Regions from separate parts of the Mus musculus genome. Here region 2 is linked to region 1. Evidence: chromatin loops called from intact Hi-C (ENCODE). Cell type or tissue: left cerebral cortex. All regions are shown on one strand. Each heading gives the region's core, and the rest is flanking DNA. Links, peaks and the distances in the headings are about the cores only.

What was found. A loop is a pair of places that touch in the nucleus more often than their neighbours do. Peaks named below come from ENCODE experiments on the same cell type or tissue, not always from the same donor. Only the 100,000 strongest peaks of a DNase experiment are listed, where the experiment ranks them.
Region 2: a loop joins it to region 1, with 4 times the contacts of the local background. A loop is called at or near these places in 2 of 42 quality-filtered maps.

What each region holds. Positions count from the first base shown.
Region 1 is chr4:65,692,041-65,697,425 of GRCm38, reverse strand. All of the region lies in intron 13 of Astn2 (astrotactin 2), which reads left to right. Among named protein-coding and RNA genes, the nearest start is that of Gm31533, 67 kb to the right of the region's middle. In left cerebral cortex, for the core only: no CTCF peak of the experiment used is centred there; a DNase peak (open chromatin) is centred at 1,994; H3K27ac peaks cover 470 bases.
Region 2 is chr4:65,763,129-65,768,513 of GRCm38, reverse strand. The region is part of intron 11 of Astn2 (astrotactin 2); the gene reads left to right. Among named protein-coding and RNA genes, the nearest start is that of Gm31533, 140 kb to the right of the region's middle. In left cerebral cortex, for the core only: no CTCF peak of the experiment used is centred there; DNase peaks (open chromatin) are centred at 894, 1,494, 3,019, 4,131 and 1 more place; H3K27ac peaks cover 623 bases.

The DNA of each region.
Region 1 (5,385 bases), core at 110-5,109:
ATGAAGATGTTTGTCCACTCTATTTTCACTCTCAAGGATTACATAAATTAAAAAATGTGATTACAAATAATATAGTCCTAAGGATGGTTCATCCTGAGAAGGTTTATTTTTGTACACTCATTTATTAATAAGTCCCTACTAAATGTTAGACTCTGAATGAGGTGATGAGAAGGGAACCAGTTCAAATCCCATCCCTAATTTCTTGAGGCCATTGAGCCAGTATGGAAAATGCAGTCAGAAATAAAATACATTACTCTGAGAAATATTATAGGATGGACTAGCATGGGTTATGTGGTGAACACCAAATAATGTGCTTATGTGGACCAGTGCATGCCTTCTCTGAAACAACCGAATGGTGTCATTATTCACTATGTCTTCTTCTACAGCTGGGGTAATAGGGCTGTTACAAGATGAAATGATATATCCTTTGTGCCAGGTCTTATTTATTATAGCCATCATATCCATTATCCTACTCTGTTGGTCATCTTCCTTCATAGTCCTATATTATGATAGAAGAGATACAAGCTAGAAGCAGTGCCTGATATAACCCATCTACCTAGGAATGTTTCTAAAAACTGGTTTGAATTTTTATGAGTAAATAGTTGTTAGACAATGACAGAGGCATAGAGACTTTTAGGCAGGGAGTCCAGGAGGTAAACAAATTACATGATATAGGAAATAACAAACGTAAGATGGAAAGTGACTTGGTTCCAGACTATGAGTGTCTACCTGTGAAGGGCAGACAAAGGAGGAGGTGTGGCTTTCTACTGAGTGCTGCCCTTGACTCCTAGAAGGACAACTTAATTGGCAAATTGGTTTAAGAAGGAAACTAAATTAAGAAGTGTGGAGATGTCCTTGGGGAAAACGTTCCACACGTCCCACTCTGTCCTCAAGGAATTTAGTGCTTTATTTTATTTTATTTTATTTTTAACTGAGGTGTCTTGACTTTTCCATAGGGAACTCATTAACACCTTGAAGAAAAAGTTCATGCATGTTCAAAAACAGGAAACAAACATCCTATAGGGGGAGGCAGGAGAAAAAGAAGACAGAAAACAGGATCACACAAGAAGAATTCAAAGACTAGAGTTTCTGATGCCAGAGAAAGGAATGCTCAGAGGGAAAACATGCTGATGTCAAATCTCAAAGGTTGTGACAAGATAGTGAGTAAGCAAAAGAGTCGGGGAACTGAGTCAGACAAGAGTGTGAGACCTTCTGATAACCTACATCATATCTTGAGTATCGGTTCCTCAGAGTAAAAGACAAACTACTCAGCAGTTTTTCAAAACTATCCTGACAGTTGAGGATATTGCATATGAGGTACCTAGTATATAACCAATCCCCAACCCACAGAAGTAGTTGATAGTACAGACACCATTGCATTGTAGAGATACAAAGGTGGGGGAATGACTCATTTTGCATACATCCTTGGACCTGAATTGACAAATCTAGTAGGGTGGCCTTTACTTATTTGAACTTGGCCTCTTCCTTCTTATCACAAATCTACTTGATGTATAGCTTGGAGAGTTGCAATCTCCTCATCCTATTTCATATCATCCTTCTTACTATTTTCTGCCAGTGGATATTGAATCTGTTTCATGAACTTAGTACTGAAGACAATCCCATGTAATTTACATGGTCCATACCACATCTAGTTGTCAATAATTTCTGTCTATGGGTTCGAGTAATGCTCCTTGGCAATATCAGCTAGATCTTTTTTTTTCCTTCTTTCTTTCCAGAACTAACTTCTTAAAATGTTCTTAGACCTGGTTTATACTCCTAGCCATCTCATCTTACCATTATTCCACGGCTCTTTAAATCGCCCCATTTTATTTTATGTACCTTTCCTTATCTGCATCTTTCTCCTTAGACCACAAATATGTTCATCTCCCCAGACTCACCCCCTCCTTAAACTTTCAGTTGCCGCCAGCTACCACCTTATGTCTTCCATTCACAGCCAGACTTCTAGAAAGAGAAATCTATGCAAATGCTCTCCACTTCTTCACTTCCCACTTTCTCCTCCACCCACTGCAGTCTGGCTTTTATACCTCTCACACACTACCTCTTCCAAGGCCAAAAGTGCACGTGTTTGTAGTTATATACACTTCGATCCAGCTCTATATTCAACAATACTGTTTACTCTCAAAAATGTCTCTGACTCCTTTGGGTAGCACATCCCTAGTGTTCTTGCTATCTTTTTTAGAAACTTTCACCTTCTTATGGACTGAGGCTCATTTTTCATGTCTTTTCTTCTAACACATATTTCTTGGGCTATAGAGTCCCTGAATGTTCCATGAGTACCATCTACCAAATCTGTATCCCAGACCTGAGTCAATCCTCAGAGATAAGGACAGAGTTATACACCTGGCTACAATAACCCTATTTGTTGGAAAATGGGCTTTCTAATCAAATCCCAAATGGACTCATTTGATAGTAACAGAGTTTAAATGAGATTTTAAATAATCATTACAGACAATAGTGGCATCTTATTCCAGTAGGACTGGTGAAACACAGTGGTATAAACTGGGTAGTTAAGATAGATAGATACATAGATAGATAGATAGATACATAGATAGATAGATAGATAGATAGATAGATAGATAGATAGATAGATAGATTAAGGAGCTCTTGGAAATCCAAGATCATGGCAGGTTCTTCATATTGAAGACCCTGTTTTGGGCTCATGAAGGACAACTCCTAGCCATATTGTCACATGGTAGGATAGTGGATCTGCCTTGGGCATCTTTTATAAAAGTATTAATTCCATACTGGAAGGTATTTGACGCCTCCCAGGAATCTCATGTTCAAATACAGTCACTTTACTTGAGGAATCACAATTTCAACCTGTAGAATTCAGAAAGACATAAATATTCAGAGCAAAGCAGATGTCTTGAGTGAGTACAGGTGATGAAAGGAACAAAGGCAGATTCTTGAAGAATGTGGATGCAAAAGATCCACCCAAGATGACAGAGGAATATGTAAAGACAGGTGAGATATTGTTGAGTCTTCAAAAGAATGTGATTTGGAGGAAGGCTTGGTCAATGGCATCACATGTTGCTCAGAGACAATGGAAGAGGAAGAAGGGAACTAGGTCACTAAGCAAATTGAGGTTCTCAGCAGTGACACTGGCAGAAGTTTGGGGAAATGCCATGAAGTACTAATTATAATCCTTTGAGTGTAGATGAGAGACAAGAAATTGGGACAAAAGCTGGCCTGACCAGGGTCACAAATCCCTTACTGTCAGCACCAGCACATGGTCACCTTACGCTCAGAGTCAGCGGATACACCCAGGATCCCCTAGAGGACTCTCCACACGATCTTTGGACCACTGGTGAGTAGAACACAACTTCTGTTCCAATCCAATCTCGCTCGTGGGACCTGAGACAGCATTAGGAAAGCAGAAAAGCCAGCCTGATCAGGGTCACAAATCCCTTCCGGTCTGAGCCAGCACCAGGTCACCTGAGCTCAGAGTCAGCGGACATCCCCAAGGTCCCTAGAGGACAGCTTCTGAGGCAGACCCCATTTGGGGCTCCAGACATCTATCTGGGCACCTTCCCTGCCAGAGGAGAGGTGTCCGACTCACCCAGGAAGGCTTTTCTGGAGCACCTGCAGGCACCATCTTGGTTCCCGGATCCCTCTGAGACTAGTCTGCACAGGTGAGAGTGTGGACTACAGAAGCTAACAGCTTCTGGGACAAGCCCTGTTTTGGGCCTCCATCTTCTGCCAGGAGGCAGGTTCGAATGCCAGATATCTGTGCAACTTCCCTGTAAGAGGAGAGGTTGCCTGCAGAGAGTGCTCTGACCACTGAAACTCAGAGGAGAGAGCTAATCTCCCAGGTCTGCTGATAGAGGCTAACAGAATCATGAGAGGAACAAGCTCTAACCAGAGACAACTATAACAACTAACTCCAGAGATTACCAGATGGTGAAAGGCAAACGCAAGAATCTTACTAACAGAAACCAAGACCACTCATCATCATCAGAACACATCACTCCCACCTCGACTGGTCCTGGGCACCCCAACACACCCGAAAAGCTAGACCTGGATTTAAAAGCATATCTGATGATGATAGAGGAGGACATCAAGAAGGACTTTAATAACTCACTTAAAGAAATACAGGAGAACACTGTTAAGAGTTACAAGTCCATAAAGAAAAACAGGAAAACCCATCCAAACAGGTGATGGAAATGAACAAAACCATACTAGACATAAAAAGGAAAGTAGACACAATAAAGAAAACCCAAAGTGAGACAATGCTGGAGACATCCAAACAGGTGATGGAAATGAACAAAACCATACTAGACATAAAAAGGAAAGTAGACACAATAAAGAAAACCCAAAGTGAGACAATGCTGGAGATAGAAACCCTAGGAAAGAAATCTGGAACCATAGATGTGAGCATCAGCAAAAGAATACAAGAGATGGAAGAGAGATTTTCAGGTACAAAAGATTCCATAGAGAACACTGGCACAACAATCAAAGAAAGTGCAAAATGGAAAAAGATACTAACTCAAAACATCCAGGAAATACAGGACACAATGAGAAGACAAAACCTAGGAGTAGATGAGAATGAAGATTTTCAACTTAAAGGTCCAGCAAATATCTTCAACAAAATTATAGAAGAAAACTTCCCAAACTTAAACAAAGAGATGCCCATGAATATACAAGAAGCCTACAGAACTCCAAATAGACTGGACCAGAAAAGAAATTCCTCCCGACACATAATAATCAGAACAACAAATGCACTAAATAAAGATAGAATATTAAAAAGTGTAAGGGAAAAGGGTCAAGTAACATAAAGTCAGGCCTATCAGAATTACACCAGACTTTTCACCAGAGACTATGAAAGCCAGAAGATCCTGGACAGATGTTATACAGACACTAAGAGAACCCAAATGCCATCCCAGGCTACTATACCCAGCCAAACTTTCAATTACCATAGATGGAGAAACCAAAGTATTCCACAACAAAACCAGATTCACCCATTATCTCTCCATGAATCCAGCCCTTCAAAGGATAATAACAGAAAAAAAAAACAACAACAACAACAACAATACAAGGACAGAAACCATGTCCTAGAAAAAGCAAGAAAGTAATCCTTTAACAAAACTAAAGGACTACAGCCACAAGAACAGAATGCCAACTTTAACAATAAAAATAACAGGAAGCAACAATTACATTTCCTTAATATCTCTTAATATCAATGGGCTCAACTCCCCATTGAAAAGACATAGACTAACAGACTGGCTACACAAACAGGACCCAACATTTTGCTGCTTACAGGAAACCCATCCCAGGGGAAAAGACAGACACTAACTCAGAATGAAAGGCTGGAAAACAATTTTCCAAGCAAATAGTCTGAAGAAACAAGCTGGAATAGCCATTCTA
Region 2 (5,385 bases), core at 255-5,254, 71 kb before region 1:
CCCTTTTAAAAATGCTACATCTTGAGTTTGTCCTTGGTGGAGGGAAGACTTTCTTTTAAGCAGGAAATAATATAGGGAGAAAGAAAAAGTCTCTTTAGCCAATTTTAAGTGTGACCTTAGATGTTTGAATCCAAGCATTTGCAAAATTGGGTTGCCCTCCCCCTCTGGAACGTAGAACTAAGCACTTTGCTTATCTTATGTAAGGATGTGGGGTATGGTTTTTCAACTCAACGACTTCAAACACTGTTAGTGAAGGCTGCTCTGCACATGTTGTTGTGGTTTGAGACCTTGGTTCCAACCTACACATGACTACTGCTGCAGCTGTTGACTTCAGACAATGATGCATTCGGTCTCACATGTTAAACTACTCACTCTGGGTTGCTGGAAGTGCTGAGTGGCTCACTCAAGCCTGTATTTCTGTCCTTCCAATACTACCATGAAGAAAAAAGATGAAGCAGGATGGGAGGCAGGCCCTGGAATAAAGATCTTAGGTCCTGGCCTGGAGCCAACTTGACAAATATCTTTTCATGGATATCAGAATAAACACTTGATTCTCATTGCCTATGAGTCACCTTCTTCTACCCATTTCAGTTCCTGGAATGCAGGATTGGTGATTCGCTTCTTTTCTGATTCTCTCATATTCATATATATATATATATATATATATATATATATATATATATGTTGGATTTATATCTGTATGGCATCTGTCTCCATTTAGTGATGAGACTTTTTTCTTCCCTTTTTTAAAAATTGCTCTCTGCGACAAAAAAAAAATAAAATATGCAAAGCATCCAAAATTACACTCAACATAAGCTGAATAAATATATACCCACAGAAGCATATGTTCAATGGCTGCCACTCTATGCTTTTCAAAGCCAACTAGCTTATAAAATCGTTTCTCACTCAGAGTCTGGGCGATCAATGAGAAGGTACAGTGTGAGGACACAGCCTTGAGCTGCAAATTGAGTTTTTAGTTACAAAAGATGGAGAAGGGAAATGAGCCAGTAAAACGTGGCAGGCCTAAAATGGTTCATCTCTGCAGCTTTAATGAGGGCCTGGTCTGACCCCTGATTAAGCAGCTCATAGCTAGGCACCATAGTGAAAGGGAAGAGCTTTGCAGTCAAATTGCATGGGTTCAAATCTTGCTTCTGCTCCTTGACTTTATAAAATTAGAGAAGCTGCTTTCAACTTGAATCCCAGTGTATAAAAAAGAAATCCTGCTAGTATTCCTTGGTGACATTGTGTACCGACATAATACCTATCTACTCTCTTCTAGTCTTCAAAGTAGTTCTCCCTCCATTTCAGTGTTTGTATGTAAACCTTGAGACATATTCTTTTACAGCTTGAATTCCCTGCTAGGTAGCCAAGTGTGGCCTTTAACTTCTGCTCTTCCTGTTTATAACTCTGACGTGTTGAGACTACAGATACATACCACCATGCCTGATTTATATGGTACTGGAATCAAATTCATGACGTTCTGCCTGCTAGATGAACATTTCTCTGGAAAGCTACATTTGCCCCTCCCATGCCCTGCTTTTCTTTGAGAACTCACCATCCTCCTACTTGAACTCACCATCCTGTTGCCTTGGTATCTCAAGTAGTAGGATTATAGGTGTGTGCAATGATGCCTGGCCAAAGTGTCTGTGGCTAGGTCGATATGTTGACAAGCTTTTCCTAGCATCATCAGGGTGGGGGCTGAGTAGAGGAAAGATCTATTTATGACTAGAAGATTTGGACTTTTAGTCCATCTCCAAACCTCCAAAAAGGACAGAGGGAATGAAGGCAAGTTGATCTCCAGTGACCAGTAATTCAGCTCTGATAGTGACATAAGCACTTCTGGGAGTTTCTGAAAACATAGAGCTTCTTGTAGACTGAGGTAGCCTGAGAAAAATGGATGCTCTATATGTTCTCTGATATACCTTTCCTTATATGTCTCTTCTGGTGTTTTGTAAGTATATCCTATGTAATAAACCAGTCACCATGGTTCTTATGAGCTATCCAGTTGATGAGTCAAACCTGAGAAAAGTTATGGGAATCCCCATTTACAGCTAGCTGGTGATAAATGTGGGTGGAGCCATCAGGGGTTGACATCTGAGGAGAGGCCAGCTTTGTATTGCAAACCTCAACCTGCTGGGTCCAGTGCAGTCCCCAGTAGAGTGTGGCAGAACTGGATGGAACAAGAGGACACCCAGTTGGAGTTCCCCCAAGAAGCCACCACAAGATCAGTTGCTGATGGAGAGAAATCCGGTGATACAAGATTGCTGGGAGTTCTGGTCTCACCTGTTCTTGTTTTGTGTTTGTTGGTTTTGCTTTTTAATTATTATCTTTAAAGGGAGTTGTTTCAGAGAGAATAGCTAAAAGGATCCCGGGGCAGTGAATTATACCACCTACCACCTTTGTGACCATCTCTACACTTCATGTTCACTGTCTGTCAAGTGGGCATGATCATAATGTTAATCACCTAGAGCTGCTATGAGAAAGAAATTGCTATCAGAAAATCCACTGTTTAAAATGGGAGTTGGTGCTATGACAGTCACCCAGTGTCACTCTAAGCCATTTTCCCTAGGTGGCCTCTTACATACATGTCTGTAGCTTGTATACCTTGTCAGAATGACCTTGGTTCTGTGTTAATGACAGTGAAAAACAGGGCTTCTATGAAACAAAATAAATATAGACTTGTGTAGCATGAACCCAGAAGAAGTTGTCTCTCCTGTCCCTGCCTAACTTTCCCTTCTTTGGAACTGGTAGATAACAGTGCACCTTTTTCTGACAATTGAGAAGATGGGGGTACTATTTGCTTATCTTACTGGTCTGACAAAATATCTGACAAATGCTGTTTAAGGAACAAAGGCTCTGGTTTGTCTCACATTTCCAGGTTCATGACTACAGGGAAGATATGGAAGGAGGAAATATCTGGTCACACTGCATCCACAGTCAGTAACAGAAAGAGATGAATGTGTGTATTCAGCTCATGTCCTTTATAGTCAGCCTGAGATCTCAGCCCGTGGGATGGTACCCATCACAGTTAGAGTAGAGCATCCCACCTCAATGAACATAATCTGCATAAGTTCTCACAGCCATGCCTACAGAATTCTTTCCATAGTGACTATAAATTCTGTCAAATTGATGCTATTAACCCTCACACGGGGTAATGTGACCCAGCTTAGCTTTGATTGGCAAGAAATATCTCGAGAAATCATGGTAGCTGCTGTTTAGTTCCTAACACATTTAATCCAAAACATGCCTGAATGTGGGTGGAAGAAGTTCAGCATTCTGAGGAGAAGAGATGGCTTCTTCTCAGAGCCTTGTTATCAACTCAAGTGACCTATTCTTAGGACGCTACAGACCCAAGTTCAACCTCAGCCTTGTTCCATAGTACACACACTGATGTGACCCCTCGCATCTGTATCTTCAAGATCATTGTCTTTCAAATAAAATGTGGATCTTCTCAAAAATCACATGAAACCAGAACAATACTGTAGACTCAGAAGTCAAATACTTTAGAAATATCATCCCATTGCAGAGAGGGGTACAGCATGATCTAATGCTCTTGCCTGTGTCCCTGACTTATCTTGCAAACTTGGCCCAAGTTATAAATCTATCAGTGCCTCCGTTTCCTTCTCTGTAAAATGCGTAGGATAATGTCAGGAGGCTGCTGCTCAGGTTGTAAGTTAATATTCCAAACACATTTCAACAGTGCCTGGCACAGAGTAAGCACTATTAACTGTTAGCTATTATTATTATTAATGAGCTATACAAAGGCAATTTATTACCATGACCAGACAGTTATTGAATAGATATTTTTCAGGATTCCTGGCAGGTTTTTCTCAGAAAGTGCTCCCCTGGCCTCCCTTCACTCAACCCTTGGCTCTCATTTCTACCATATAAAACCTCAAGGACTGTAAGAATATTCACCCCTCTACCCCCATCGGAGTATTGCTTTTTGAGAGTGCAGCTAGGGTTTCATGAGACCTGAGAGACCAGAGGCTCTGATTAGGCATTTTCTGAATGAAACACCTGCTCAGTCACAGCCCAAGGGAGCCGCAGATGGAGACAGTCAGAAAGGTGATCAGCCTTCTGAGGCACCGGTGAGCTGTGGGCGTGAACTCAGACTCTCCTCACTGGCTGGCTGGTCTTTTTGCAGTACCCTGGCACAGGAGCTGAACACTGTCACCCAGCCTCCACTGAGATTCTCCTGAGAGTCTTGCAAAGACCCATAGGAGACTGATTCATGATGAAAGTCAGAGAACAGATTGCACATCTATCACTATATAATTAGAAATACCGAGGACCAGCAAATTGAAGGGTCCTTTTTGAAAACAAAGATGGCTGATTGTGGCTCCTAACACCTGAAGCACCTCAAAAAAGTAAAACAACATGATCATATGCTCCATTAGTCATCTGTGATCATGAGGAATGAAATGGAGAGACAGATACATAGAGAGCGCACGCACTACTGTGTGGTGACATCTTGCCATCCCAGCATTGTTGGCTCCTTGCCAAGTCATTTTTGAACATAGCTTTCCTCTTCCTACATGACCCCCTCCATCCTTCAGGTGGTCTAGGGTCTGTCTTGGGTTGCTAGTGATCATTTTGCCTTATACTTTAATTATTTAAAAAATGTTTTAACTCTGGTTACACATAGACAGAATTCCCCATTGCATTACTTTTCCTGGTTCTGTGATAAAATATTCTGACAAAGCAACTCAGAGGTAAAAGGATTTATTACTCTGGCTCACAAAAAGGGGAGTCCTTCATAGGGGAGAAGCAGGAGCTTTAAGCAGACTGTTACATTCCATCTGTAGTAAGGAAGCAGAGTGATCAACACCCATGCTCAGCTACCTTGTTCTTTTTTATTCCGTTGAAGAATCCCAGACCATGGAATGTCAGTGCTTACATTCAGTGTGGCTATTAACCAAGTCTGGACAATCCCATATAGACATTTCCAGAGGCTTATGATTCTAGACCCGCTCAACCTGATAATATTAACCAGCATATCATCTTGACCATTTTTTTATGTGTATGATACAGTAGCATTAACTGCATTTGTATCATTGTCCAACCACCTCCATCCATAGTTCATCTTATCTGGTAAAGAAAAAACTATATTCTCCAAGATAATAGCTCATTCTCTTTTTCCCAAACTTCTTAGAACTTCTATTTCATTTTCTATTTTCCCCAGAAACCTTAAGAAAGTGAAACATAGTGTGAGTGCTTTGTGATTTATTTCACTTAGCGTGTCTTCAGGGTTCATGCATCGTATCCTAAGCATCAGAGTCTCTCTTTTAAGGCAGAATAACATTCCAATGTGCGCATGCACTGCATCTTTTTTGAGCCTTTCATTCATAAATAATTATACCTTTTAGCTACTGTGGATAATGC